2 separate regions of the Mus musculus genome follow, and region 2 is linked to region 1. The links are chromatin loops, found by intact Hi-C in ENCODE. Cell type or tissue: left cerebral cortex. All regions are shown on one strand. Each heading gives the region's core, and the rest is flanking DNA. Links, peaks and the distances in the headings are about the cores only.

What was found. Hi-C counts contacts between places; a loop is a spot of excess contacts. Peaks named below come from ENCODE experiments on the same cell type or tissue, not always from the same donor. Only the 100,000 strongest peaks of a DNase experiment are listed, where the experiment ranks them.
Region 2: a loop joins it to region 1, with 4 times the contacts of the local background. A loop is called at or near these places in 17 of 42 quality-filtered maps.

The regions. Positions count from the first base shown.
Region 1 is chr11:115,077,453-115,093,420 of GRCm38, reverse strand. It overlaps a transcript of Rab37 not described here. Among named protein-coding and RNA genes, the nearest start is that of Cd300e, 23 kb to the right of the region's middle. In left cerebral cortex, for the core only: CTCF peaks have their summits at 9,904 (motif pointing left) and 12,373; DNase peaks (open chromatin) are centred at 9,903 and 12,369.
Region 2 is chr11:115,261,033-115,276,156 of GRCm38, reverse strand. It overlaps Grin2c (glutamate receptor, ionotropic, NMDA2C (epsilon 3)), which reads left to right and starts at 8,914. Exons shown (of 15, transcript NM_010350.2): 1 at 8,914-9,167; 2 at 9,566-9,737; 3 at 9,844-10,078; 4 at 14,913-15,124. The coding sequence starts at 15,025. Fdxr (ferredoxin reductase) reads left to right here. Exons shown (of 12, transcript NM_007997.1): 2 at 1-78; 3 at 3,875-3,970; 4 at 4,158-4,280; 5 at 4,387-4,500; 6 at 4,794-4,895; 7 at 5,727-5,834; 8 at 6,058-6,142; 9 at 6,261-6,460; 10 at 6,541-6,712; 11 at 7,409-7,579; 12 at 7,703-8,132. The coding sequence ends at 7,833. In left cerebral cortex, for the core only: a CTCF peak has its summit at 10,646; no DNase peak of the experiment used is centred there; H3K4me3 peaks cover 1,763 bases; H3K27ac peaks cover 1,263 bases.

The sequences.
Region 1 (15,968 bases), core at 5,049-13,048:
TGAAGTGCTCTTCCAGAGGACCCGGGTTTTATTTCAAGCACCCACATGGTGGTTTGCAACAGTCTGTAATTCCAGTTCCATGGAATCTGATGCCCTCTTCTGGTCTCTGGCAGCACTGCATGCAAATGCTATGTGGACTTTCATGTAGAGAGAGCGCCTATACACATAAAGTAAAAATAAGTACTTTTTTAATATTAGAGAGACCCATCTATTTATTATATTTAGTCACTAAGCTGGTTTGTCATCGACCTGTCCTCTGGTCCTTTGTTTCTATATGCTTTACAATGGGCTACATTCACAGCCTCCCTCCAGGAATACAGACATTATTCTTGTTTACATCACACGAATGGTTCTAAAACCCCCAGACTTCCCCTTCTCTGGGCTCTAAGTATTCAGAGAGTTAGAGGGAAAAGACAGTCAACTTCCTCGAATGTACCTGCTCCCCTGCCAGTGAATTTCCTGTCATTCGGATGAGAACTAGCCAGCAGGGCACAAGGCCCACATCTGAAACTTAGATGCCCATGCTTACCCTCCTGGGAACTTGTTAAAACGCAGAATCATCCAGCAGTCTGAGATGTTGCTTCCTAACAGACTCCCAGGTAACACTCACATTGCTGGCCCTGGGACCACACTCTCTGCTGAGAGGTTCTGTAGGGGTGCAGTGAACAGGAGACTCATTTTTGAACTCACAGTCCCTGGCTTTTAGTCACTTTGCATCTCTGGGCTTTAATTTTAAGACAGAGAAGGACAAACCAGGTTATTTCAAAGCTTGCATCTGTAGATCTCTTGGTGGGGGGGCATCTATTTTGAATACAGCAATCTGTCTGCAATTTGAACACTAATCTCATTCCCCCCCGCCCCCCCTCTCTCTCTCTCACACACACACACACACACACACACACACACACACACACACACACACACAGCTCTTGGGTTTTGGCTTGACATAGCCAAGACTGACTTGGAACTCCCTAGGTAGCCCAAGCTGGCCTTGAACTCATGATTTCCCAGCATCATCTGCCTCCAGCAAGTACTAGAATTACAGACGTGCACTTCCACACCCAGCTACAGATCACTGCTATTTGTGACTGTTTCAGCCAGGTGGACCTCTGCCTGCAGATTATATGAAGTTGGAGATTACAGACACACCCGGGAGGAGAAATGCAGTCTCCCACAAGGCTTAGGAAGAGCTCAGACACTTGTGCACAGGATTTCAAATGACAGAGGAAAGGAAGAGAAAAGGAGATGCGTGTGCGGGGAGGGGAGGGTTAACTGAATGAATGAATGCAGCCTCCAATAGTCTGGGCCTCTGGAGGCGTCCCCTCCCCCAGCGCGCACGTATTTTTTCTTTTAAGCATCAAACAGGATCACACAGAGGGTTTTGCCCAGGATCACAGACACCAGCTAGTTTCTCAAGTCCCAAAGCAAAAGTCAGGGGAACAGAGAGAACTTCCGGCGTTGAGGTGGGCGCCTGGAGGAGAGTTTTACCTTGTGTAGGACATGCTCGCTGAAATGAGGGCCAGCTCCGCCCTGGTAGGAGTCCGGTCTCTGCAGATCCATGTCCAGCTCAGAGCCAACTGCTCCCAGCTCTCCCAGCGCTCTGCGTCAGCGCTCCCAGCAGCTCAGGCCAGGCTCTGCGGGGCGCGGCAGGCTCTGGTCCCAGCACCCCGGGGGCCCGGAGGCATCCGTGGTCAGCACTGGACAGCTCCTAAGGTGGCGCGGGGCGGGGCCCGACAGGTTCTCCCCAGACCCTTCACTGCGAAAGATTCCAGAGTTCAGCAGGGGAATCGCCTCTGTTGTGCACCCGGGACCAGAGTTCTGAGATACTCGTAGCCCGGGATCACCTGTCTTGTGACTCAAAAGATGCTGGGAGCCACACAAGATTTTGAGGCTAGTAGAGGGAAATACGTGCGCATCGCGTTCCGGAGGATCAGCTGCGTCGCGCTGCGGTACCGGTACCGGAGCTCGCGGTTCCCCATCTTCAGTGACCCAGCATCTCCCCCACAGCTCAACACAGCTCTCCTCTCCTGCGGTGCTGGCGCTGCTTTCCCTTTCGTCTCTAGACAGTTTCCTCCAGGAGATAAATAACTGGTCTAAGTGAGGCTGGTGGAGGCTCATAGAAAGTGGTGGCTGAGGTTTTTGAAATAGGCAAACTTCTGCTCAGCTTAGGGAGAGCATACAGACCCCCCCTCAAGGTAGATGACCCCAAAGTTAAGAACAGATGGCTCAGGAAAGGCAGGTTGGTAAGGGCACAGGATCCTGAATTCTGATCTCAACTTTGAAAGTCATAACATTGGGCCAAACACTTAATCTTTCCTAAGGGGCTCGGGGAGGTGGGGGCTCTAGTTCAGTGGTAGAGTGCTTGCTTAATGTGTGCGAAGCTCACAGTTCTGATCCCAGTACTGCCAAAGAAATAAATAGAGATGACTATAATACTTGTGGTGTTGCTGTGAATATTTTTTTAAGACTTGTTTTGCCAGGTGTGGTGGCACATGCCTTCAGAATGCATAGGTAGAGGTGGGCGGAGCTCTGTGCGTTCAAGGCCAGTGTGTTCTACATAGTCAGTTCCAGGTTAGCTAGGGCAACATGGTCAGACTATGTCTCATAAGCAAAAACAAAATCTCCCCCCCCCCAATATTTCTTTTATTTTTATGTGTATCTGTGTGTATCTGCACACATGGCGAGGGTGCCCACAGAAGTCAGAAGAGGGTATAGGATCCCTCAGAGTTACAGACATGTGAGATGCTGGATATGTGGGTATGTGGGAATGGAGCAGGAGTCCTTTGCAACACTGCAAGCACTCTTAACTGCTGAGCCATCTTTCCAGTCCCGGTTCTGAAGATTTAGTGAGTTAATTCTCGTGCCTGGAGAATGCCCAGGATCTACTCAGAGCTCAGTAAATGCAGGTTGGATACTCTCTGGGCGAGAAGACAGAGCTCTGGTGACTGTCTCTAAACACCACAGGAGCTCTCTGATGGTTACAGTTTGATTCTGTCTGATAAGTCTCTCGGTTGTTTGCCTGAGAAAATCTGGATAGATTTTAAGTTGACAAGCACCCCCATAAGCACTTGAAAAACTGGCGTTACTCTCTCTTTCTTGCATATTTTCTGATGAGATGCTTGCTGAAACCGTTTGTTCTAATCCCTGTGTGAAGGTTGTTTCCCCCTCCTTCGGTCTTTCATGATCTTTACGTTCTTGGTGCCCTTTGGAAATGATGCGACTTGATGTAGGATTTTAAAATAGGATTATGGGAGCATGGAGAAATGGCTCAGTGATCATGAGTGCAAACTGCTCTTTCAGGAGGCTGTGGTTTGGTTTCCATCACCCATGTGGGCAGTTCACAACCGCCTGTGACTCCAGCTCCAGGGGAGCTGGCGCCCTCTTCTGGCTAACATGGGTACTGCACTCATGTGCACGGTATCTACATCCACATAATTAAAAAATAAAAACAAATCTTTTATAGCTAAAAATTAATATTTAAAACATATTCTGTTTGATGTTTAAGTAACCACTTTTGGAAAATTCTCAGTAACTAGGACTCCACAGATTTCTTCTGCTTTTAAAAAAGTTTACTTTCTTGACATTCTCGTTACACATATGCTATGGCGTTTGAAATTATGGCAGTGTTCTTGGATTATCTATTACTTTTCTTCTCCTCTTTGTATTTTCATTCGGGAGAAGGCAATGTCTCATCTATTAGGTAACTGGGCCTCTGCATTTTCATTTGGGAATTTTGTCTCCAACCTTGGCATTTCTTTCTTCAGGCATGTCTAGGCAGCTGCCGAGGCCAGTCAGACCACTGCCGTTACACTTTTAGCAAATATCGACTTTAAAGATTTATGTGTATGTGTGTGCACCTGCATAAACTTATGCAGTTACATGCACGCAGAAACCCATGAAGGCCAGAAGACGGTATCAGATCCCCTGGAACTGGGTTTACAGGTGGTTATGAGCCATTATGCGTGTGCTGGGAACCGAGCCAGCCTTCTGAAGAGGAGTAGTGCTCTTAACCACTGAGCCAACTCCTGAGCCCCTCTGTCAGACTTAATATTCTTGCTGCTCATCTCGCTCACACATTGTGCACGCTGCTTTCTTTTTTTTTAAACAAGAGCCCTGAACACATTATCAACTTATCTTAAATACATCCAGAGATTATTAAAACCCTTCCAGCATTTTCCCCCTCTTGACACGGGGCTCCCCCACGCCGCTCTCTACTCATAGAGAATGGGCCTGTGATTCGCAGCCTTTCCAGCTGCACGCACGGTTTTCATGCTAGAGCCCTGCTCGTTCACCGATGAAGGGGAGCCTCCTCCAGTGTAATCAGGAAGTCTGTTGACTCGTGGGTGGCAGTCCCACTCAGGTCCATCCACATCCTGTCTCTAGCTCTAGATGGTGTCCTCCGCATCAGCAGGTAAGCCTGCCCACGGGGCTGTGGCTTCTGCTCCGTAGGGGCAGACCTCAGCTGTGGCTTTCGGAGTTCATTGGCTCTGCGGATTTCAGGGTAGCAGTTGCAAACTCAATTCCCAGATGGGCCAAGAAATGTTATTGATTTTCAATTTGCCCAGCTTTTTCTTGATGTTTATCTGGGAACGACGATTTCCGGCTTTTTACCTGTTGACACAAAAACCCAAGTTTAGAATTGAAGCAGTATTTTTTGGGGGGAGGAGGGGGGACCCAAATATCTGTAGTCTTCAATTTCTGATTCCAGGTCTTTTTGAAAACTTTTAAAGTTAAAACGCTAATTTACAAAGATTTAACATTCTTTGAATCCTTCTCTTTGGGCCGCTCTCCTTTTAAGAGTCGAGACCACTCCAGCAGCGAGTCCTGCTTCCGCTCACTGACTCATCTTGCTGGGTCTAGTTTTGCTTATTTTATTTGTATTTTTGTTGTTGCGTTGAGTCCCCCCCTCCCCCTTCTCTTTTTTTCTTTTCTTTTTAGACAAGGGTTTTTTATGCAGCCCAGTCTTACCTCCAATTCATTATGCGCCTGCCTCAACCTTTTGACTGCTGGGATTATGTGTGTGACTTGGCTATTTTTGTTCTTTTTGTATCATACCCCGCATCCACTCTCTTTGCCCTTTTCCTCCTTCCTCTGGAATGTTCCAGCTTGGGGAGAAAAAACTCTATTTCATCTTGTACTTCCATTATGGGGAGATGAAGGCAGGAACCTGGAGACTGGATCCCAAGCAGAGACCACAGAATAACAGGGTTTTTAGCTTGCTTCCCCCGCTTTGTTCAGCTGCCTGCCTGCCTGCTTTCCTTCCTCCCTCCCTCCCTCCCTTCCTTCCTTCCTTCCTTCCTTCCTTCCTCCCTTCCTTCCTTCCTTCCTTCCTTCCCTCTCAGCCCCCTTCTCTTCCTCCCCCCTCTTCCTTCCTTCCTTCCTTCCTTTCTTTCTTTCTTTCTTTCTTTCTTTCTTTCTTTCTTTCTTTCTTTCTTTCTTCTTTTGGTTTCTTTTTGATATAGGGTTTCTTTGTGTGTGTACATGTGTGTGCATGTGTGTATGCACACATGTGTGTGCTTGTGTGTGTGTGCATGTGTACATGTGTGTGCTTGTGTGTGTGCATGTGTACACATGTGTGTGCTTGTGTGTGTGTGTGTGTGCTTGTGTGTGCATGTGTACATGTGTGTGTGAGAGCATTTGCATGTTGTGTGTGTGTCTGTAGTTTCTGTGTCTATGTGTGGTCACTCTGGTACACATGTAGAGGCAGAGGACACATTTGTGGTGCTGATTCTCTCTCCACCATGTGGGTTCCAGGAATTGAACTCAGGTTGTTGGGCTTGGCCACAAGCACCTCTGTCCTCTGCGCCATCTCACTGTCCCTCATGCATTGCTTTGTTAATAGTAGATCCTTTTTCTTGAGTCTCCTGGGTGTGAGACAGTGCATTGATACCCCATTCCTCTTTTCCTCTCTTTCCCCCTCTCTATTTCTTCCCCACCCTATATCAATAGGCATGATTCTGGAAAACTATTGGTTTTTAAATGATTTTATATTTGCAGAAGAATTGCATAGATGTTACAGTCAGATTTTGACACCTCAAACTCTGTGTCTGTCACTATTAGTGTCCTAGGGGACCTTTCTTGTGTCAATATGTCATGATGCTGATAAGACATGGTACCAGTAAGTCATGGTGCTGATATGTCATGGTGCTGATATGTCATGGTGCAGATATGTCATGGTGCTGATATGTCATGGTGCAGATATGTCTTGGCATTAATATATCATGACGCTGATATGAGGGAGTTGGACTCCCTAGGACTGGAGTTATGGATGAGTGCCATGTGGTGCTGGGGACTAAACCCACAGAACTCGTTTCTCTGCGAGAGGAGCTTTTAATTGCTGCTCTGTCTCTTCAGCCCTCCACATTTTTTAAGTGATAGAGTTAGTGTTTTAGAAAAGAAAAGAGTAGTAAACGCTCCCACGGGTAAAAGTAGACATCTGAGCTGGGAAAAGACAGATGCTCAAAAGGTCCACTGCAGTATTTACTTTAGGGAGTGCTTTTACATTTTTGATCCCTAGGGTTCTCAGAGCTCATATAAATCTATTGAAGTCCGTGCCTTTTTTTTTTTCCTCCATATTCTGCTGGGTGAACAGTAGACCCCGCCAAATTGAAAATACCATCTCTCCAGTTTGAAGATGAAATGTCCCCCCCTTTGGCTCATGTTTGAATATTTGTTTCCTTAGGCAGTGGTGTCATTTTGGAAGGTTCTGGAACTTTTAAGAGGGGGACTTTCTCTGGATGAAGTGGCATCACTGGGAGCACACCTCATGGGTTTATGGCCCAGCTTTGCTTCCTGTCTGCCCTCTGCTTCCTGTTCTGCCAGAATATGGAGAGTTCTAGCTGCACGCTCAGTGGGGTGGCACCATGCTTTCCCCTCCATGATTGATCGCATCTCCTTAAACCGTGAGCCCAACAAGCCCTTGCTTCCTGGAGTTGCTTCTCGACAGAAAAGGAACCAAGAGAGCCTTCTGTCCTGGAAACTCTGAGTAAAATCGTTTACTGCCTCTTAGTGGTTGCTACCATTTTCTGAGGTTCTCAGGTATCAGGTGCTGCGCCCCCTGGATGGCTCCTTTCTTGTCTGTGCCAGTCACTTGTGCATTGCTGTGACAAAGTGTCCATCACAAGCAACGGAAGCAGGGGAGGTCTGTCTCAAAGCTCTTTGGTCCTTGGCTCCATCAATCCTGGAAATCTATGGCAGAACATTATGGCATTGGGAGCGTGTGGACTCGCCTTGTGATAGGAAGCAAAGAAGAAGGAAGGAGCTTGGAATCAGGAGTCGTTTCCAGAATCACAGCCATGAGAATCCTACTTCCTCTGACCAAGTTCTACTCTAGCTTTCACAGGCACACATATGTACAAGTGTGCATACATGATACACAAAACACAGACACACAAACAAACACACATACACATAGACAGACACACATACAGACACAAAAAGACCAGATACACACACATAAATATAGAAAGACCAGATGCACACACACACACAGACATGAACACACACACATACACACATGCGCACACATACATACATATGCACATACACACAAGTGTGCATACATGATACACAACACACAGACACACAAACATACACATACATATAGATACACACAGACACCCATGCACATGTATGTGCACACACACAAACACAGAAACCATGCACACATGAACTTGTACACACACAAACACACACATACACATGTACACATATGCGCACATATGTGCACACATACACACATGCACATATACAGAAACCATACATACACATATACAGACACACACACATGAACATGCACACACACAGACACACTCACAAACACACGCAGATATATACACACACATGGACACAAACATGCATATACACACACAGACACACGCAGACACACACATATACACAAATGTCCATACATGACACACAACACACAGATATACAAACACACACATACACATAGACACACAGACACATAGACACACAGAAACCAGACACACACCCCCATCTGAATGTATCCATATCCAGAATACTATTCTTGAGCTTTTAAACTGTGTCTGACATGGAGATTAAGCAGCAGGTGCATTCTGGGTCATTAAGGAATTGTGCCTGAACCATGCTGATAAACGTCAGGCTGGCAACCTGCTAAGTCCAATGGTCAAGGCTCATTGGGAACTCCATGATAAACTCCACGGGGCTTTCATGCTGCAGAAAGCCTTGTGGCTCGGAGATGGGATGGCGTTCTGGCAGTTTCTCTACCTTCTGGAGGGGCTTGTACAGGTCCATGGCTAAGTTCCACGATAGTGAGGGCCGCACGGGAGGGGCAGGGTCCTCCACCGCAGCCTGTCCTCCCTGGTGGGAATGGAGGCTATGGGTCGGGTTGACCCAGAGAAAACAATGGTGACTACGGCTCCTTCCCGGGAGCTGTGAGAGGCTCATTCCCCATTCATCCACTCACCCCTGGCCAGGCCTCTGCCAGCGCTCATGCTACACAGACAAAAGAGCCACAGTTCCTGCCTCTGACAGACGGCAGTGCGCTCCACGTGACTGACAGGTAGGGCTGCTCATCCCACGTGACAAGGGCCGTCGGGGAAGGAGATGAGATAGCATAAGCAGCTACAACCCGAACGTTGGACCCATCTCGACCTGCCCTTTACTGAGTGTGCAGCTTGGTTTGCTCTTTTGCCAGGCTCATCTCCACGTGACTTTTTTATGGTTATTGTGGAAATTAAATGAAGGATGCTTAGACACATTGGCACGGAGTCTGCCCCATTGTGTGTGCTCCATCTGGGCATTGTCATTGGGAACAATATGGATTTAGTGTGACAGAAGGCTAGAGCAAGGAGGTGAGACTCAGAGAAGGCTCACCGAGGACAGGGTCACCTTGCATCTCTCTTCATCCTTGAGAAAGGCCCCAAGTGGTACTCATCTATAATCCTAGCACTTAGGACATTAGGGCGAGATAGCTGTGAGTTTGAGGTCAGCCTGGGCTATATAGTGAAGGAGAGGAGGGAGGGAGGGAGAAAGAGGGAGAAGGACAGACAGAGGGAGGGAGAGCAGAGAGAGACAGATAGAGGGGGTAGAGAGACAGAGACAGAAAAAGAGAGAGGACAGAGAGAGGGAGGGAGATCAGAGAGAGAGCGACAGAGAGACAGAGAGAGAGAGAGAGTCAGTCACTTAGGTCACTTTCCAGGACACGGGCTGCCACATGGTTATTGTCCCTTGTCTTCCCCCTTAGCACATGCTTTCCAGAGAATCAGGGATGAATAATGAATGAACCATGTACTGTGGCAATCACGTGCCAGGCTCTTTTGCCTGTTTAATGGATCTAACTTAATCTCACTCAGTAACCTGCTGGTAACGATACCATTCCCAGCTCAGAGCTGCATAATGAGACCCGAGGGCAGCAAGTGCCACAAAGTTCACGCAGCGGGCTCATTGGGTCAGCAGCCCCTGAGCCATGCTGGCCCAGGTAGAGCTGCGTTGCCACCGTCCATCCTGCCAGGGCGTTCCTCATGAAGAGTCACAGCTCACACCCAGTTCAGACTGTGAAAGTGTATTCAGAGCTTCTTAGCTCTGCTCCTTAGTTGAAAACTTCCCACCACGGGGACTTTTTCAGGTTCGGCTCGGCTCAGCTCGACTCGGTTTGTAATCCCATCGGAAGGGTCAGGGTCTCAGAGCTAAGAGGGCTCACCACTCCAGAGTGGTACAGGAAGCATCTAATGACTCCATCGTGAGTCACATTTACTTCAACATCCTGACTATGAAGACAGCCCCCTGGCTGGGACTCCAGGAGCCTCTCTGGTCCCTCCACAGTTGGCCCCTCAGCTGTTCCCCCTTTCCCAAGAGTTTCCTCTACATTCAAGGGGTTCCGCCACAGAGTGTGAAGCGCTCCATGACTCACTGCTGCCACCTAGTGGACATTTGTCTTCAGCAGCGTCTCCAGGCAACTTTAATGTTGAGAATGGACAAACTCACAGTCCCTAAGAGAAGGGGATATTCAGAGCACAACAGGATAGCAGGTAAAGTCAAAGCTTACTTACAACCCTTTAGATCCCTCCTGCACCATTCCTTCACTGTGTGGTGGAAGAGCCTGGTCCAAGGACTCAAGTTCTCTTTACTGAGCACATTTTAGCAAACCATTCTACACTACAGTGAATTCGGGTCACAGCCACGTTCTATTTGAAAAAGTTTAGGGCTGGAGAGGTCACTCAGTGGTTAATAGCACATACTGTTCTCAAAAAGGACTTGGGCTCCATTCCCAGCCCACCAGCACTCTAACTCCAGTTCTGGGGGGGGGGGCGGGGAGGGGGTGAGGCCGGCGGGATCTGATGCCTCTGGCATCTTCTGGCACCTGTGTGTATATGCATGCGCCCACCTTCCACACATACACACATATATACATAATTAAAAATAGAACATATCTTAAAAGGTTCTTGTCACAAAGAATTCCAGGTGAGAGAGTTCATAATCCCGCACTGTGTGTGACAAATATTCTAACATCACATTGCTTCCCTATAAACGTATCCTCTAAAAATAAGTCAGGGTCAGAAATACATCTTAGCAAGTAAAAAAAAAGTGCTTAGCAGGTAAAACTCCCAGACGTGGTCCTCTGACTTCCACATGTGCATTGTGGCATGATCCCGCCCCCTGAACACTCCCAAATTAAGTAAAATGTAATAGAAAATGTTAAAGTAAAAATGTGTTTAGTTCAGAGAAGTTGTCTGTGATCGATCACTTTCTGGGATTTTGAATATGCATATTGCCTATTGGGGAGGAATTTGCTCTTTAAGCGTCAGTTTTGACTGTTGATAATAATACAGATGACCCCTCCCTTACACACCCCTCCCCCCAGACCGCAGCAGCTGCCAGGGCACAGGCAAGAGATTCTCTGCAAGGGAGGCATCATGTTTTTGCAGCTCTCTCTTTGTTGAAGTCACACCTCACTTGGCCATGATCCTTTTCCAGCGGCCTCTCCCACCCAGCCTGCCACCTGCTTACAGGGATCTGATTTCAGCCATTTTCCAAAAAGAGACAGAAGGTGCTCCCAGGTCCTCCAGGCTGTCTGTCCCCAGCCCCGAGGTGTACAGTTGAATGAAGACTGGGAGAGGGTAACTCAATCCCTCTATCCAAAGGGTCCGTTTATTAAGTTCTCAGCTCAGTTTTCTTTAAGATGGAACTCGGGGTATAGCGAATCAGACTGGACTATGGTTGAACTAAATTGATATCTGGCTCATTTATCATTCATGAATAAATGACATTCATTCATTCATTCATTCATTCATTCATTCATTCTTCCATCCCAGTGCCACAGGAGCACAGAAGAACCCTAAGGAACCTAGTGGTGAGCTGCTTTAGCCATATGCTCATCCCAATTCGATGATCGCCTGGAGGAACAACCATCTCCCTTCCTTTTTTTATGCACGTGTGCACGCATGATTATTTTGAAACAGGGTCTCTCTGTGTAGCCCTGGCTGTCCTGGAACTTGTTCTGCAGAACAATCTGGGCTCAAACTTACAGAGATCCACCTGCCTCTGCCTCTTGACTCCTAGAATTAAAGGTGTGTACCACCATCACCTAGTTGCTTTTTTTGGTCTTTAATTTCTTATTGTAATAATAATAATAATAATAATGATAATAATAATTTGATGCAGGGTTTCTCTGTGTAGCCCTGGCTGTACTGGAACTCATTTTGTAGACCAGGTTGGCCTCAAACTCAGAGATCCACCTGCCTCTGCCTCCGGAGTGCTAAGATTAAAGGTGTTAAAGTTTTTTAAATTTTATTTATGTGTTTCTGGGGAGAGGTGTGTGCCTGGCACATGTGAGTGCAGATGCCCCTGGAGTCCAGAAGGGGGCGCTTGATCTCCTGGAGCTGGAGTAACGGGCACTCCAGAACTGCCTGACTTGGATGCTGGGAACCAAACTGTTTTCCAGAGTAGCACACACTCTTAGTACCTGGTCTCTTTTCTCTTTTGAAACAGGGTCTCACACTGTAGCCCAGGCTAGCCTCAACTTCATTGCAATCCTCCTGTCTCAGCTTCCCAGGTGATGGGATTACAGGCATGAACGACCATGCTCGGCTTCCTTGGTACTTTGACTTAAAATCACCTCCTAGACTCTCTTGTTTTGCCAATGTTGCTGCAGTTTACGGCTCCAAGGGCTGCTTGGTAGCGTTGAGCTGAACGAATACACCACAAATGCTCATTCATTCTCCCCTCCAAGGACGCATGGCGCCTCCTGGTTTTTGTTTGTTGCAAACAGCACCGCTGTGAACCTTCACACACAAGCTTCCTGTCGTCCACGTATGAGAAGTCCACTTTGTCTCTACATCTGAGAGTCCTTTATTCAAAGCCAGCTGCAAGTGCTGCCACAGTGTGGTAATGATGAAGAACTGCAGGCCCGAGAGATGGCTCAGCAGTTAAGAACATTTGCTACTCTTGCAGACGACCAAGGTTCCAGTGCCTGTGTTGTGCAGCTCACAGCTGCCTGTAACTCTGGCTCCCGGGACCCGAAGCTCTATTCTGGTTTCCACGGGCTCCTGGACACATGTGCGTATACCACTCCCTTACCACATACGTGTATACATACGCATATTTAAGAGCACAATAAATTGGTCCTGGAGAAATGGCTAACTAATTGTGAGTGCTCACAACTCACACACGGGACCTGGGTTCTGTCCTCAGCATTTACATCAGCATCAGGCAGGTTGCAACCCCTGTAACTCTAGTTCCAGGAGACCTGATGCCTTTTTCTGCCCTCTGTGAGCACCTGCAGTATGAACTGCACATAAACTCATGCAGACATAAATATATAAATAAAAATAGATGCTGAAAAAAATAAGATCGGGGGCTGGAGAGTTGGCTCAGCAGTTCAGAACACTGGCTGCTCTTCCAGAGGTCCTGAGTTCATTTCCCAGAAACCACATGGTGGCTCACAACCATCTGTAATGGAATCCAATGCCCTCTTCTGGTGAGTCTGAAGACAGTGACAGTGTACTCATATACATAAAATAAATAAATTAATCTTTAAAAATAGGGGCTGGAGAGATGGCTCAGCAGTTAAGAGCACTAACTGTTCTTCCAGAGGTCCTGAGTTCAATCCTCAGCAACCACATGGTGGCTCACAACCATCTGCAATGGTATCCGATGCCCTCTCCTGGTGTGTCTGAAGACAGTGACAGTATACTCACATACATGAAATAAATAAATATTAAAAATAAAATAAAAAGATAAATCTTTTTAAAAGTTAGTGAGGAGCGACAGCCCTTTCCTTGCAGGACCGTGAAGAATAAATGAGAAGATGCTGCAGAACATGCCAAGTGCTCGGCTCGGCCGTTCGTCTTTATCATTGAGCCCCAGATGCTATTACTGATGTGCTAGGCCCTCCACTGTGTGTGCTGCACTAGAATGCTATACTGGTGCTCTTAGTAAAACTTGTGACTTGCCGGAATTTGGGGACGGAGAATCACTCGTGACAACCACAGATCAAAGCCTTGCCGGGGCATATAGTTGCCACTTGGAGCCTCTCTGTCCAGTGTGGGGTAGGAATTGTATGGTGGCATTAGGATTCCCATGTGGATTAAATGAAATAAACCAGGGCTGATGAGATGGCTTAGTGCAGAAAGATATTTGCCAATTAGCCTGATGAGTTCCTGTCTTGAGGTCCTGCTGTCCTTGTGTCCTGGATGATGGCCTGTAAGCTGTACGATGAACTTAACCCTTTCCTTCCCAGGTTGCTTTTGGCCATGGTGCTTATCAAAGCAACAGAAAACCCTAACTGAGAGAGTGGTTAGACTTCCCCATAGACACCCCCCCCCCCATGGGTCTTTTTGGAAATGCAGACTCCCCAGGCTCTGTGACTTAGAATCTCTTGGGCTTTGACTTGGGGGTTTTCCTTGTCACGACCTCTGGGTGTGGGAATTTTCAGGCACGAGGATACGTTTAGGTGGCTGTTGCTGTCCCTTTTAGTTAATGTGCCCTGGAGAATCAGTTTGAAAGGCCCTTTCATGTCCCCACCTGTTCCCTGTTGTCACATCATGACTGGCCTCCTCTCAGAGAGTAGCATTGTCTCGAGAAGTCATAGAATCCTGCTTGACCATAGGCCTAGGTGACCTCACAGGAAGAACACCTAGTCACATGGTACAGCAGCCTGAGAAGAAGCACATTTGTTCCAGTTTGAGGACACACGGTACAACATGGAGAGGAAGTCATGGCCACAGGGACATGAGGCAGCTGGTGCCAGTGAGTCTGCAGATGAGCAGAGAGATGAGCGCTGGTGCCCTCAGCCAATGACACGGCATTGCCCTCAGTCAGGGAGGGGCTTTCTACCTTGATTAATCTCATCAATAAAACAGCTCACAGACACGCCCACTGGACAGTCAGTATTTACCTTTATGCATCTTTTTATAAAGGAACAGACCACTTAGATGTGGTCGTGTGAATGACACACCATCTCTACAAGTCTTGGGCATTACATCATTTCAAGTTGGGTCTCTGCTTCCTTGTGCTTTGAGATGGGAACTCTCAGCTGCTGCTCCAGGCAACAGACTTATCTTTTGCTGCCATATATCCTGCACCATGATAGACCATGATATCAGAACAACCCCTGTCTTCTGTAGGTTGCCTTGGTCAGGGTGTGACTAATATGCCAATCGGTCATATTGACAGTGTGTGTCTGCCTGGGTAACGAGTGGACATACAATATGTCTGTCCTACTTGGCTGTCACCGTGGACTAGACACAGCCTGGAGTCACCTGAGAGTGGAGTCTCAGTTGAGCAATGGCTTAGATGGCCCTGGCCTTTGCACACACCTGAGGGGGGACTTCCTAGAGTGTTGTTAAATGTTGCATAAGTTCCACTGTAGGCTGCACATTTCCCAGGCTGCATGAGGAACATGGCTAAGCACGTGAGTGAGCCAGGAAGCAGCGTCCTCCATGGTTCCTGCCTAGGGCTTCTGCTTGACGTCTTGCCCTGACCTTGCTCAGTGGCGCACCGTGACATGAAAATGTAAGCCAAAAGTTTCTTTTAATGGTGGCATTTGTCACAAGAGCAGAATGAAACTGGGACAGTGGCTTAATAAAAAGGATCAGAAGAGCATCCTGGGCTTAGGAAGTGAAGTGTGGGTGTTAACATCTCTTTGATTTTTTGTTGTCACAGTCATCGCTATCATCACCATTGCCAGCATTACCATCACCACATTGGTATCATCACCATCACCATCACCATCACCACATCATCACCGTTGTTATCAGCATCATCACCGTCAGCATCATCACTGCCAATTATCAATTATAATTTCATAGTAGCAGAGGTGTGAGCTGGGCACAGAAGTCAGAATGTAAAAGCCATACTTCTCAGCCCACCTTGCAACAAGATCTGGTGACGTAACTAAGTTCTGGCCAATGAGAATTGTGTCAGAAGTCAAACCCTTAAAAAGAGAGGAGCAAGGCCTCTCTTTAACATCCACCTGGATGGAACGTGCAGGTGGCTATGTCAGCCATATTGCCTAGAGTTGGAAGCCAAGTCCTGGAGGGTGCAGTCATGGGTCAGAACCCTGAGTCCCATGGACATGCCACACCAGCCTTGAACCATTCACCCTTCAATGTTGCGGGGAAGAAAAACAATTTTAGTTTTCTTTTGTGTTTATTATTAACCCCTAGACTTGGCCTCTCTTCTTGTCAAATAACCTTTTACCACTGGGCAGCACCCCTTACACTGAGAGACACCTCTTACCACTGGATGGCACCTCTTACCACTGGGCAACACCCCTTACCACTGGGCAATGCCCTTTGTGACAGGGCAACACCCTTTACCACTGGACAATGCCTTGTACCACTGGATAGCACCCCTTGCCCCTGGATGACACCCCTTATCACTGGGTGGCACCCCTGACCACTAGGTGACACCCCTTGCCACATTTGTATTTCAGCACTAGTGACTGAACCTAAAACACACTAGGTCAGCATTGGACTATAGCC
Region 2 (15,124 bases), core at 7,125-15,124, 180 kb before region 1:
ACACAGGAGAAGACCCCTCAGATCTGTGTGGTCGGCAGTGGCCCAGCTGGCTTCTACACAGCCCAACACTTGTTAAAGGTAAGCGAGGCACTCCTTCCAGGCTCCCTTCTTACCATTCATTTCTTGTCCCAATTCTGGGGGTAGGCTCCAGCCCTTTGGTTTGTCTGACAAGGAAGGGGCTTTTGACTAATGTAAGCTGTGTTCTTTCTAACTGATTCCACAGGTATAGCTGAGGCGCCCTAGGTCCTCAGCTGTGAGAGACATGCATTTGTTCCATGGATGGTGGTTGGGGACAGATGGGCAGCTGTCTTCTGCTTTGTAGGGAAGTCTTTTTCAGTCTAATGGGATGGCTTTCGCCTCCCCTTATCTTTACGCTTCTTTATCTCCAGCATTTTATATTTCAAGGCAATCTTGTCTGCAGCTTTGCGCCCTCCCCACGACCATTCTCTTCCACAAAGGCCAAGGTCTCAAAGCTTTCAGTATTAGTCTTGCCAGACAGGGCCTCAAGGTTGCCAGATGTACTGGAAACTCTGTCTCAGACCTTAAAGCAAAAGAGGAAGGGGGCGGGGTACTGCAGAGAAGGCTCCGTGGTTAGGAGTGTTTATGGTCTCACAGAGGACCAAAAGATGGGAGTTGGGTTCCCAGCACCCACACAGTGGCTCACAACTCAGCTCCAGGGAACCCAATGTCCTCTTCTGGCCTCTGCTTGGCCCTTCATTCTTGCACACACACAACATACATAACTAAAAGTGATAAAATAAGTAATTTTAAAAAGTAAGGAATACTGAGCTTGACTGAGACAAGACAGTGTCTGAACTTTAGAGGGGCTTGTAATACCAACGGGACAGAAGAAAAAACGATGATTATATTGATATCACATACAAATGTTTGAAAGGCAGAGTGACCCAGTGGCCTGGTTTACCTGGAGCTGACACTAGGAGGGTCTCATGGAGACCTCTGCTGTGAAGTGACCTATGCATGACTCTGCAGCTACATACCATGATCTACACAGGTCAGCGCTACCAGAAGCTGTCCCTAGAGAATGTATATTTGAGAAGCACCAAAGGTCATGTCTGGGCTTCAGCAAGCTCCCAGGTTCCGACATGAGTCAGCCTGGAGTGCAAGGCCACTGCTGAAGGACAGCCTGGGCTCTGGGATGGAGACCCAGGGGTTCTCAGGGTTGGGGTGGGTATGTGGGTGGTGTGGTTGGTATTAGGGAGGGTACTTGTAAGGGGCACTGAGGTTGAGGGAATGAATAGGATCTAGAAGGCAGGGCTTTTTGTGTCTTCTCAGTGGGCGGATCTTGACCTGCAGGCACGCGGGTGTGTTTATGGACCTGACAGTGTAGCTCGAGGAGGCTGGTTTACAAGGTATTTTAGGGCTTAAGCTAGGGGTAACCCCTAGCCCAGTCTAGAGGGAGAGGTGTGCAAACTGTATTTTATGGAGCATATGAGAATAAAATAGCCTCAAGAATGAGGAATTATGTGGATGAAGGCCAGAGGAAGGAGAGTGGCCCTGAGCCATCATTCCAGAGCCTATTCCAGAAGGCCATTGAGTATCTGAGGGGTGAAGAGGTGAGGGCCCAGATCACAAGGTACCCAGAGACCACTGACCACGTTGTAGACTTGAGTGGCTTTCTTTGGACGCTCTCCATGTTCCCTGCTGGAGCGGTTTTATCTAAATAAGCATTTCTGGGTTCAGCTCAGATTTAACCAAACTCTATGACTAGGACTCTCAGAATCAGCAGTTTTAAGCAAACTCCCTGGGGGCTGGGGGTAGATCCTGACACTCACAGATATAGGCAACAGGCCTCAGTGAGTCATCTCGAGCAAATGGGGAGAGAGGAGATGTCTCAGTGGTTAAGAGTGCATACCGACCCCTCTTGAAGAAGTTCTGAGTTCGGTTCCCAGCACTCCCAACAGGCAGCTTACACCCATCTATAACTCCGGGGGCTCTGAACCCACCTTCTGGTCTCTTTGGGTGCTGTTCTCTGCACCCCACATATGGATAACTTAAAAAAAGACATTTAAGGAAGGAAAAGCAAGGAAGCCTCCCCTAGGGATGGAACACAGGGCCTCGTGAGTGATGGGCGGGCACCCGACCACCAGCAGCTCCCCCAGCCCACTTGTCACTGGGAGTGCTCTCTCTGATGGGTAGACCTTAAGCAGGGCTGTTTGCCCAGAGAGCAAGAGAGTGGGGGAGGAAAGGATGTTGACCGAATAGGTCAAGGTGAAAGAGGAGGCCAAGGGCCACGACTGGAGCTCCAGGGGTGGAGGGAAAGGAAACACGGATAGAGGGGAAAGGACAGGGGTCAAGGAATGGGCTTCGATGTGTGGAGTGAGGCATCCTGGATCTCAGATGGGAAAAGAGATAGGGTGAGAGGAGGGGGAGGGGAGATAGAGAGGCCACATCAGGCCTCCAAGATGTAAGGTCACAGGAGGGAGTAGGGAAGATTTCCCTAGGACACAGGACATGTAAATTCAGGAAGAGCAGGGGACCCCAGAGCAGAATTGCTTTGGGGATTGTCCATCTTAGGAAAAGGGCCAGAGAAGCAACAGTTGGTGGGAGGAGAGAGAGGTTTCTGGGAAGATGGGTCTGCGTGTGAGATCAGGGCTACTGTGGGCAGGGGGATGGAGCGGAAGATGGAGATGATGAGGTGAGGTTGTATCAGGGATGGCTAGCAGGCTGAGCAGTTTGAACTCTGACCTGTGGCCATAAGAAGGACAGGGAAAGCCACAGCTGTAAGGAACCTGAGTGAGTCCCTTGTGTCCTCACACTGGGGGAGCCTCAGGCTGAGCTCTTGAGCCTGACTCATTCAGCCTTGAGTGTGGTCCAGAGGGACCAGACATCGTACTGAGCAGACCCCTCCCTCGTGACCCAGCAGTTGGTGGCGGGACAAGGCTTGGCTCTGTGGCTGTGGACTTCACGGCTACACTCTCCATTGAGTTCTCCATAGCTTCAGTTTCCATGGCGTCTGAGAGAGGCCATTTGGGAGGCTGCTTAGGGTCTGACCAAGGACAAAAAGGCAGAGGGGCTAGAGGGGCTGGCCTTAGGGCAGTTGGTGGAATAGAGGGAAACAGGATTTGGACGAAGGCCAGGGGAGATAAGCAGAAACCCATCGGCCTTGAGTCCTTCTGAGCTGGGTGGGAGAGGTCAGGGCACTCTCTTCCCTGACTCACCTTCCCCAAGGCCTCCCAGTTCACAGAGAAGGAGACCGAGGCCCAGGCTTGTTCTAGGACTTACCGGGTCCGTGCCATTGGTGGCAGCAGAGCCAGACCAGGCTCATTTGGCTAGTTTCAATCTCAGACCTTCCCTGTACCCTGTAAAGTGCCTTGGGACACAGGTGACATGGGGCAGCTGAAATAGCCAGACTTGTTTTTCTAAAGCTGGGAGTAGGCCCTCTGCCACCCCTTCTGTCCCCACATGCCCCAGCTGTATCCCCATTTTCTCTGACCCCACATGCCCCAGCTGTGCCTCATTTTCTCTGTCCCCACTCCCCACTTGGCTAATCCCTGACACAGTAGCATCATCTTGGAGACTTAGAGCTAAGGCAGGTCCTCAGATCACATGGCCAGCATGTCATGAAGGTCTTCGAAGGTCTACATCTGACCTGAGGATGAAGTCCTGACACTTCCAATTCCTCACGTTCTCTGTTGGAAGTCCCTGAGATCTGACCTCAGTTTCTCTTGCTGCCCTGTTCCTCGAGAGCCCTTATCTGGGCAGAAGGAACGCTGGGTCCTTGTTTCTGCTCATGGATGGGTAGAGCCAGGTTCCTTGGCCATTTGAACTGGGTTTTCTTGCTCTGCCATGGGAAGGGTGACCCTGTGGGGGCCCAGCTTCCCCCTTGAACCCACCGGCTGTTTTCCTCCCTCAGCACCACACCCATGCCCACGTAGACATCTACGAGAAGCAGCTCGTGCCATTCGGCCTGGTGCGCTTTGGTGTGGCACCTGACCATCCTGAAGTAAAGGTGGGTGTTGCCTGGTGCGGAGGGTGGTGTTGGAGACGGTAAAGATGAGAGTAGAGAGGCTCCCTGACATACGGGGCCCATTCCGGGCATCGAGGGCGGTGGGCAGGGGAGGGGGTGAGAGTGAGACTGGCGTGTTCCCTGGAACTACCCTACCTTCTAACGTTCCCCTCCCGATGCTGCATGGCAGAATGTTATCAACACATTTACACAGACAGCCCGCTCAGACCGCTGTGCCTTCCAGGGCAATGTGGTGGTGGGCAGGGACGTGTCGGTTCCAGAGCTTCGGGAAGCCTACCATGCTGTGGTGCTGGTGAGTTCCCGTGTGGAAGGGGTGTGGTTATAAGAGGAGGGGCTGCGGGAGGCAGGAGGCTGGTGCTGAGGCCCTGGGCATGGGTGGTGACTTCGTCTTCCTTCAGAGTTATGGAGCAGAGGACCACCAACCCCTGGGAATTCCTGGCGAGGAGCTGCCTGGAGTGGTCTCAGCCCGGGCCTTTGTGGGCTGGTACAATGGACTTCCCGAGAACCAGGAGGTGAGTTTGAGGGGGACTCCTGCTGCTTCCGGCTGGAGTCAGGACATCGCGCCTCCACCCCACCCCCCTGTTCGACTTTGAGGTCAAGGTAGTGAGGAGAAAGCTGAGGTTGATGTGAGACATCAATGGCTGAGGCAGGCCAGCTGTGGAGACCTTCTGTGGGGCTGAGGGAGAGGGAAGTGGGATGGAGTGGACTGCCTAAGGCAGGCTGGGGGCCCAGCAGACGTGGCCTAAGGTGTCTGCGGATGAGATTAGCCTAATTGGGGCACCCTATCAAGACCTTTCTCTTCCAGCTGGCGCCAGATCTGAGCTGTGACACGGCTGTAATTCTGGGACAGGGGAATGTGGCTCTGGATGTGGCCCGGATCCTGCTGACCCCACCTGAGCACCTGGAGGTGAGGGGTCAGTCAGAGGCCGGAGAGATGGAGTGGGAACGCATTGAGGAGAGAATGCCCCTGAGGGGGTGGGGGGATTCGGGTCTTATTGCTCCCAACAGGAGCCCAGGCAAGGTACCTTCACACCCCAGTGTGCCCTGGGCATTCACACACTCATTCTCCTTCCTCGGAACTTCTGGACTGACCTCCTGCTAGCTAAGAAGTTACATTCCTTCCACTTCTCATTCTTGCCTCAGCTATTCCTTCTGCCCAGAGGTCTTCCAGGCCGTCCTGTGCAGGTGTCCCTTAGATATGGGCTTAGCCACTAGTTGCCTTTACTTCCATTCCATAGCCTTGCTTCACGACTGGGTTTACACCGACGAGAACAGAGGAGTATATCTCTCCCTACAAGATAAGAACCATGTAAGGTTTTAAACTAGCCTGTTTAGCTCAGACAGACTGTTATTGCCTCCGTAAGCCCCTTGTCCTGTTGCGGACCTGTGATAGGCTGTCAGGGAAACCTTACAGGGTGGAAAAAAGTGCTGTTACCTAGGAGCCATTTGCAGGATTGGCGTCAATGCTCTGTGTGGCCACCAGGGGGAGTTGGCGGTATAGATTTTGGACCGATGGTTTTCTCTGGATCAGAGTGGGAAGGAGACCGACTAGCCTTGCAAGTCCCCCTTTTCCAAGTCAAGTCCTCCTTCCCCTTCGTTTGAATCAAGGTCAGATATTTAGCCGTGGCTGGCCGGAAACTCACTGTGTGGATCAGGCTGGCCTCGATTTCACAGAGATACGCATGCCTCTGTCTCCTGTCCCACTGTACCTGGCCTTAAGCGTCTCCTTTTGTGCCAGAAAACAGACATCACAGAGGCTGCATTGGGGGCCCTGAGGCAGAGTCGGGTGAAGACTGTGTGGATAGTGGGCCGGCGTGGGCCCTTGCAAGTAGCGTTCACCATTAAGGTACGGGGCCCAGAAGGGGAGGAGCCAGGGTTGCCTTGGAGTTGCTGCAGGGCCCTTGGGAGTGGCTGCTTCCCTGGATGGAATGGGGAGGAGGCAGGTCCCAGAGGCTTTCCCCACACTGCTCATGGTTTCTCCCACCAGGGCTGAACTCTGGTGGGCCCGGGAGTGCTCAGCGCTCTGGACCTGACCTCCCCCTCCCCCTCCCCCCACCCCCACCCTCAAGGAGCTTCGGGAGATGATTCAGTTGCCAGGAACCCGGCCCATTTTGGATCCTTCGGATTTCTTGGGCCTCCAGGACAGAATTAAGGGTGAGGGGCCAAGTCCAGCCCCCCCAGCTCACAGGAAGGGGATGTCTTAGGTTAAATAAGGCTTGGGGAAGGGCGACCAGAGGGACAACGCTGCAATATTATCCCATGTTGCTGACAGATGTCCCCCGTCCAAGGAGGCGGCTAACAGAACTGCTGCTTCGGACAGCCACGGAGAAGCCAGGAGTGGAAGAGGCTGCCCGCCAGGCACTGGCCTCCCGGGCCTGGGGTCTCCGCTTTTTCCGAAGCCCCCAGCAGGTGCTCCCTACCCCAGATGGCCAACGGGTAGCAGGCATCCGCCTGGCAGTTACTAGTCTAGAGGTGAGTCTCGTGTTACCCAGACTTCCCCTTTTTAGGCTTCCCCCACCCCATCCTGGTGTTACCCACATTCTCCCCAACAGGGTGTTGGGGAGTCCACTCGGGCAGTGCCCACAGGAGACGTGGAGGACCTCCCTTGTGGACTGCTGCTGAGCAGCGTTGGGTATAAGAGCCGCCCCATCGACCCCAGCGTGCCCTTTGACCCCAAGCTTGGAGTCATCCCCAACACAGAGGGCCGGGTTGTGAATGTCCCAGGTGAGATGGTGAGCGAAGGCGGGGCGTCTGAGTCCGGTGGGAGGCTGTCGTGCCAAGACCACACCATCTACCATGGTCTAAGACACAGCTTTGAGACAGGCCCTCCTCCTGCCCCCTCGGCCACATGCTCAGGCAAGCTGGGACATCATTGAGTAAAAATTTGCTGAGGCCTTCTCTGGGCCAGTGCTGATGCTGGCGGGAGATGGCCCCCTGTCCTTGGGGAGCATCAGTCGGCTCACCCGTCTTGTTCATTCATTCAGTAAATGTTCCTAAGGGCCTGCAGAACCGTGATGAGAAAGTCTCAGCTCATTTGTGTCCTCAGGGAGCGGCTCTTCCACATGGAAGCTGTGGGGAGGGACGGTGGTGTGGGTGAAACAAGACTCTGTCATGGACCAGGCGTAATGGTGCCCACCTTTAATCCCAGCACTCGGGAGGCAGAGGCAGGCAGATCTCTGAGTTTGAAGCTAATCTGGTCTACACAGTGAGTTCCAGGACAATCAGGACTACACAGAACCCTGTCTAGAAAAACCAAAACAACAACAACAACACACACACAGTTGTGATAGTGAGCCGGTGGCTGTAGTAAGCCCACTGTGTGGTCTACTGGGAGACATGGAAGACGTGTATGTGTGTATAGTTCAGGATACAGACTTGCTAGGTGGTGTTCAGCTACGCTCTCTCTGTTGACTCTCTCAGGCCTCTACTGCAGTGGCTGGGTGAAGAGGGGACCCACAGGTGTCATCACCACAACCATGACAGACAGCTTCCTCACCAGCCAGGCGCTGCTGGAGGACCTGAAGGCGGGGCTGCTGCCCTCCGGCCCCAGACCCGGCTATGTGGCCATTCAAGCCCTGCTCAGCAATCGAGGTTGGAGCCTAAAGCTGAGGGCTGAGGGTGGGCCAGTGGCTTGTCTTTGGAACTTTACCCTTTGAGAGGAGGGCCCTAAGGGGCTGAGAGGAGGTGACAGGCCCATCTTTGTATTCGCCTCAGGAGTCCGGCCAGTGTCTTTCTCAGACTGGGAGAAGCTGGATGCTGAGGAAGTCTCTCGAGGCCAAGGTACTGGGAAACCAAGGGAGAAGCTGGTGGATCGAAGAGAGATGCTGCGGCTGCTGGGCCACTGAACCTGGGCCCCAGCCCCTACCGTGCAAGACAAGAGCCGGACAGTCTGGGTTGGACTCTTCTCTCGTTCATTATGTTATTGACGGCCCTGGCTTAGACGCCGAACCGTGCCCTTTCCAGGGGCCTCTGAGCTCTGCCTTCTGCAAGCTGACCTCCCAGTGTGGCTTGAGGCCAAGGAGGGAACCTGAAGCTAGGGATGGATGGAGATACAGACTGACCCTACCCGTCCTGCTTCCTTTCTGATGGACCTTGGAGGGCCTCTAGAACGGAACACAGTGGAAATAAAACAGATGTGCCTAAGACCCATGGCTGATAGCTACCATTTTTGGGGGGCTGGGGGTGCTGTTACTGTGTAGCTCCTGTTTGCCTGTGGCTGCCAGAGGGAACTAAGAAAACAGATCCTTGCTCAAGAGTGTCCTGGGGACAGTGGGGATTGGGGGGGAGGGGGCTGCAGTGGGGATGGGGGCAGGGCATACACCTATCCTCCCTTTCCTGTCTTTCCTGCTTCTTCGGCCTCTTCAGTTCACACTTCAGTCACTGGTGATGAATCCCTTACAAGTCTGCCCTGCTAACCTCGCTGCCTGGTGCCCCCAGGACAGAGAAACAGTGACAAAAGAAGGTCCCCCAGTGTGCCCCTGTCTCTCCTGGGTGCTGGCAGGCTTGGCTTGGCCCTCCAGTCTCCATACACTCTGTGCCTTTCCACTTTCAAGCTTCCAGATAAATCCACAAGCCTTTTCAAAAACGACTTCAGCCTACGGCAGTTTAAGGCTTCTTATAGCAGCAAGATGCTGCCTTACTTTAAAAACTGAAAGAACCTCGAAATTAACTGGCCCAAGGTCACACAGCTAGGGAACCGAGGGCTCAAACCCAGGGCTCCTGGCAAGCTGGTGTTTTTCTCCGAGGTTGCCCTTGATTCTGAGCGTCGAGTCTGGGCACAGGGTCCCTGAGCAGGAGAGAGGAGAGGGGCCAGCTAGGAGCACAGGCTGTCAGGGAGGGGCCTGGACGGGCCAGAGGGGCACCGGTGGCCGGCTGGGGCGGGCCGGGGCGGGGCGGAGGCGACCGGCGGTGGCGAGCTCCATCTCAGTCGGCTGGTGAGCCCCGAGAGCGGGAGGCGCGCCTTTGCGCAGCCCGGGACACAGCCCCGCCGCGGGGCGCGGGCCGGGCGCGGGGGCGGGCGGCATTCAGGCCGCGCTACCCGTACTGGTCCCGCCGCGCCCGGCTCCGGTGCCCGCCGAGCTCGCAGCCAGCGTGCCAGCTCACGGGGGCTGGCTCTGGGAAGAGCACCGCGCGGGAGACGGCCGCGGGCTCTGGGCGTGGGTGCAGCGCCCCTTCCCCGGTGAGTGGCGGCCGAGGGCTGGCGACGAGCAGGGGGGCGCCAACTTCGTAGGCAACTTAAGGGGCTCCAGCGCCGCGCGGGCAAGGACGGTGGAGACAGACGCGGGACACCCGAGACAGTATGGCCAGCTCGGGCGTCAGAGGTCTGGGGGGCGGGAGGGGACCGCGACCCTTGGGAGCCGGACTGTTGGTGTGGACCTGGGCGCAGAGGAGGAGAGGGGAGACAGGCTGGGGAGACAGACTGGCCGCGGGCGCGAGGGAAGGACGCGGGTGGAGAGCCCAAGGCGATTGTCCCTAGGGTGGTGGAGCCTCCTTCCCTTCGCCTGAAGCGATGGCCAGGCCAAGCTGGGCACAGTCCCCGGACGCGGGAGTCTGGATTGCCGGGTCCAACTGTTGCAGGTAGAAGCCTGCAAGGAACCCGGCAAAGGCCAAGAACCAGGGCCGAGGCTAGGTTTGACCAGAGCGCGGGGAGCTGGAAAGGACACAGAGCTCTCGGAGAGCTGTAGCAGTTGGCGAGCTGGTCCCTGCTGGGTACCTGCTGCGCGCATCTGCCTACTACCGACCCATTAGGGTGAGTCTCCCCAGGCCCTCTGCTTCCCACTTTCTTTCCCTTTCCTGGTAGCTCCTAACACTCCATTCCCTGACCTCTGACAATCAGTGGGCTTCTGGGGTGACAGGATTTCCCCAAACGCTGACCCCCCCACACACACCACGGCTTGGTTCCCCTCGGCTCTGAGGGCTCCAAAAGCAGAGTGGGAGGAAGAGGCTACGGTAGAGCCTGCGCTCCGGTGCCTGGGCCCCGGAAGCACCCTTTGGCAGCTGTGGTCTCCTGGGGCTGCAACCAGGATCCCCGACGGCTGAGAGGAGACGCCTGAGCCTCTAGCTGCCGAAGGCGTTTTGTGCTTGGACTAGGTGAGCAGGGGGAGCTCCGACTATCTAAGACGAAGGCACCTAGCAGGCGGCAAATCTCCCAAGGGCTGATTTGGCGACTCTTCAAAGGTCCTGCTGGGCGACAGGCAGAACTTCCCGCTGGGTCGGACACTGACCCCATTTGCTCACTGTGTTTTCCAGCCCTCCCTTCCCAATGAGACATCTGGTATAGCATCCTCAGTCTTCAGATGGTGGCCCAGTCCTGGCCCCATAAGCAACCCCCACCCCTGGCCACAAGAAAATTTGGCGAATATGCCATGCTACTGGCTCTTTTGAACAAGTCCAGTGTCTGCCTCTGAGCTAGTTTCTAAACTTGTCAAGAATAAAAACGTGAAAGAGACAGGTCGGCAGGAAACCGGCCGCCTGGGGGTCCACTCTGGAAGGCCACCTGGATTGGGTCCTGATCCACCGACCCGCCTGCCAGGCTAACTCGACCATCCCCTGCCCAAGGACTTGAGATCCAGGCCTAACTTGGGGCAGTGGTCTGAAGGCCTAGAGCTGGGGCTAGGGTTGTGGGGAAAAGTTCAGGGGGCAGTGGCCAGGTTGGGGGCGCAGAGTGCGTGGTGCTCGATTTGGCCGCCAGGAGGCGTGGCGCGGGTCCCCGCGCCCGGAGTCACCGCCACTGCCGCCGCATCGCGAGTGTCCTTGAGCGGCGAGTGATGGTGGCTCTTCGGTGCTCGCGCCCCCTCCTCCCGCAGGGGCAGCCAGATGCCACGTTCCCTATGAATTATTTATCGCCGGCCTAAAAATACCCCGAACTTCACAGCCCCAGAGTAAGATTCCTACAAGAGGAGGGGGCGGGGCGACCCTGGGGGCTGAGGGGAGGATCAGGCGGGAGAGGGCAGGAGTATTGGAAAAGGCAGAACTCTGAGACCCCACCAATGTGGACGACAGAGGGACTATGTCTTTCCAGATGCCTGGGGTGTTAGTGGGGTAGAGAAGGAAGAGACAAGGGTTAGAGGTGGGTCGTCACGGCGAAGGTCCCTCACTCGCAAGAGTCATCAGCCTAGCTGGATGATACAAGCTTTGGTACCAGAGCTTCTGGGCCTTGGAGTGGGGGCGCCATTAGTGTTCCAGGTTAGTGAGTGTGTATGTGTATGCACGGCCTTGTCAAGGAGTCTGCGTGTGACTGGGGGTTGGTGGAAGCAGAAGAAAAGGTCCCTGAACATGTAAGATTGATAGAACCTTTTAAGGGGTGCAGAATGTCCGAAACAAGTAGTCACTCACTGCCAACCTCTCCTCTGTATTTGGGGACCAGGTGTTCAGCAAACACTCTTTTAAAGACCCTTTGGGAGAGAGTGTCTTCAGAGATACACAAAAGCTCAGTCATGGTGGGGGGGCCTGAGGAGGACCGTCTCCCAGCTCCACACCCTGCAAGGAAAGAGTAATGGGACCCTAACCCTGTTCCCTCCCCTCCCCGCCCCGGGGCCCAGCACTGATGAATCAAGATTAGGGGCAGGAGCCTACAGAAGAGGGGACTCGGATTGTTTGTTAGGAGCAAAGGAAGGAGATAAAAACAGCTTACCACTAGATTAGCAGGGGTGAGTATCCAAGAAGGAGAAGACAGTGGGATTGGGTTAGGTTGTTGGACATTGGTAGTTTATTTGTGGGCACCAGAGAGTTCTCCCATTTGACCCTTGTCACAGGGTCCAGGCGGAAGTTGTGGCAGTTAGGAGGCAGGAAGCAGATGGGAAGGAGAGGTTGGGGGCCAGGGACATGGGATGGGAAGTATGCCATCTTGTGAGGAGATGCCCTGTCACATGGCTTTGTAAGCTCAGGGACCTGCTGACTTTCAACCTGCCTCAACTTTCCCCACTCCAGCCTGTACAGAGGAGGGCATTTTCACAGAGGAGGGAATCTGCCGAGGACCACAGCCTCCCATCAGAGCTGGGAGAGAACCTGGGCCCTTCCCCCAGACTCTCATTGTCTGGAGGAAATAAAATAGGACACTCATGTGTGACTTTAAATTTGCAGGTACCGATGACATTAATAAAAGAGAAAAGACCCAGGTGTGATGCTCACACATCTTTAATCTCAGTGCTTGGGACGCAGAGGCAGCCAGGTCTCTGTGAGTTCTGGTCTGCGTAGTGAGTTCCAGGCCAGCAGAGGCCACATATACTGAAACCCTGCCTCAAAATAAATAAATGAGTAAATAAAATAAATAAATAAAATGGAAAAAGAAACAGATCAATTTCAAATAGTATAGTCTCTATTTGTTTATTGGTTTTCTTTTGTTTTTGTTTAGAGACAGGGTTTCTCTGTTGTGGCCCTGGCTGCCCTGAAATTCTCACTCCATAAACCAAGCTGGTCTCAAACTCAGAGACCCTTCTGCCTCTGCCTCCCGAGTGCTGGGAATTAAAGACGTGCACTACCATGCCTGGTTTAATAGTATAGTTTAATTCAACACATTCCCAAAATACTATTTTAACATATAGTGAATATAAAAATATCAATGAAAAGAGTTGGGAAGTAGGCTTAGTGGATAAAGAGTTTTCCAAATAAATGGTGAGGATCAGAGTTTGGATCCCCAGAGTTCATGTAAGTGCTAGATGGGCACTGGATTCTGCTCTTCTGGGTTCAAAGGAAAGACTCTGCCTTGATGAATGAGGTGGGGCATCGACTTCTGATGGCTTAGGACTCTATTCACACACACACACACACACACACACACACACACAGATTAATCAGGTAGGCTACACACTTACACACTTTGCACACCATCTCCGATATCCAGCGTGCCTGTGTTGACCACGTACCTCCCTTTAGTGACAAGCATACTGGATGCGCACACAGGCCTTCAAAGGAGCAGTGAGCATGACAGTGCCTGTCACTGTCATGCTTGGAGATTGTACAGTCCACGCCGCATGGTGTGATGTGACTTGGGATCTCATCCAAGACCCAATTATGCCTCCAAGCTGCCATTCACCGACACGGGGAGATCTCACAGGTTTTAGTAAATCTATGGCTTTCCTTTCCCGGCCGCCAATCCCTCCTTAGACTGAACTTCTACCAACTTCTGACACTTGAGCTCAAAGCCCTGACCTGTTCAATTTCATCTCACCTGTCAATGATAACACTGTCAGCTCTGATCAGCTCCTTGCGCCTCTGTGAACAAGTGCTAGATCCTTAGCTAGGAGCAGGCGTCCAGGGAGGGGAGTAGCGAGGCCAGGGTCTGATGGAAGTAAGGTTAGAGAGAGGAGGTGGGCGGAGCTTAGAACAGTCTGCTGGTTCTTCAGCTTCTACTCTGAGATCCAGGGGAGCAGGGACCACGTCTGTCTACCTCGTGTTACATCTTACCATCCGGCAACTCACTCCAGAGGAAGGTGATCTGTACACATGCGTACCGAGTCACACTTCGTAACTGGAAAGTTCCCTTTTGTGATCGCCTTCAGAGCTGTCTTTTCAGCCTAGAGGAGAGGTTTCCATTCACGCACACTCCCTGAGAACCCCTTAGAGAGAACTGGATAGTCCAGAGGGAAGCCTTTGTGGCATGTCCCATGAGAAATTAGGCTTTGGGCAAAAGGGAGAGATGTCGCAGTCTGCAAAGCAGAGGAAAGAAAGGTCTGGAAGAAGCCAGGGCTATTCTGTGAGTTTCCAGGCTCCAGCTCTGGAAGGTACCAAGTGCATCCTGGGTAGCCTGCTTGGGTCTAATCTGCATCTCTGTGGCAAAGGAGTGCAAATTTCCTGCCAGGGGACTGGAGTGGCAGGTCCTCTCAGACCCTTCTTCAACACCCTGGTTAGTTTTGTTGTGGGTGGAGCAGCATCCGTCCGCAGGTGCACAAGGTCATGTTTCTCTCACCTGCTTGGCTCTTGGTCTTGATCAAGAATGAATCTGTGTAGCAGACATGCTCTGCCCCTTTGGTTAGGTGTAAAAAAGATTCTACACACCAGCAATGGGACGGGAGATAGTGGATATAAATTGGATAGCTCAGGGCTTTGGATGTCCTGAACCCAAGCGAGTCGTCCTTGGCCACCCTGCTTTAGAGGGCTGTCCTAAATGAGCTGGCTGAGGGGAAAGAGACAAAGACATACAAGTTCTGGAGGAGAGGATCCACCGGGCAGAGCCACACAGCAGAGAGCCAGGGGCTGTCCGTGGGGAGCAGTAGTCATTCTGATGAGGGATAGATGCAAGATTCAGTTCGGTTGTAGCGTGGACTGAGCTGTGGGTGTGCTAAGGGGCTGCCTTTCTTCATCTGGCAAAGAGGCTGTCACCTACAAGGTAAAATTTGCTAATGGCAGTGAATAGCTGGATCTCTTGTTTTGGAAGTTCAGAAAGGCAAAGCGACTTCTCAAATCACCCAGCTGAGGCTGGAGAGATACTCAGGCATTGCAGAGATCCATTCCCAGTCCCCACATCGGCAGCTCGCAACTCCCTGTAACTATAGCTCCAGGGGATCTGACTCCACAGCTACCCATACACGTACACACACACATACATCACACGTATGCACAGACCCCTGTACACACACACATACATCTTCACATAATTTTGAAATACATCTTTTTTATTTGTTTTAGAGATCACACAGCTAGTAAGCGGCACACCTGACTTGAACTCAGCTCCGTGCCCTCAGCTCAGTGCTCCCGAACAACACACTGACATTTCAGAGTCTTTGTTAGGGTAGAACCCAGATAACTGGGTTTGGGGACCGTGACCTTTCTAGCCCTTCATAGATAAGGGTGACAAACCTTGTCCTGGCTTCTGTTCTTCCTCGTTCTTGCATCTCCAAGGTGCCCTGGGGATGCTCTGCTTAGCTAACCTGTCTTCTTTTTCTGTGTCTGTCTGTTTCTGTCTGCCTCTGCCTCTCCTGTGTAGGAAGGTTCTCTGTACTCTGGCTGTCTGTGTGTTCTCTGGCCCTTACCTTCTGTTTGTCCATCTACCTCTCTCTGTGCCTGCTCTGATTTCTCTGCAGGACCCTCCAGTGGACATGGGTGGAGCCCTGGGGCCCGCCCTGCTTCTCACTTCACTCCTTGGTGCTTGGGCAGGGCTGGGCGCAGGGCAGGGAGAACAGGCCGTGACCGTGGCGG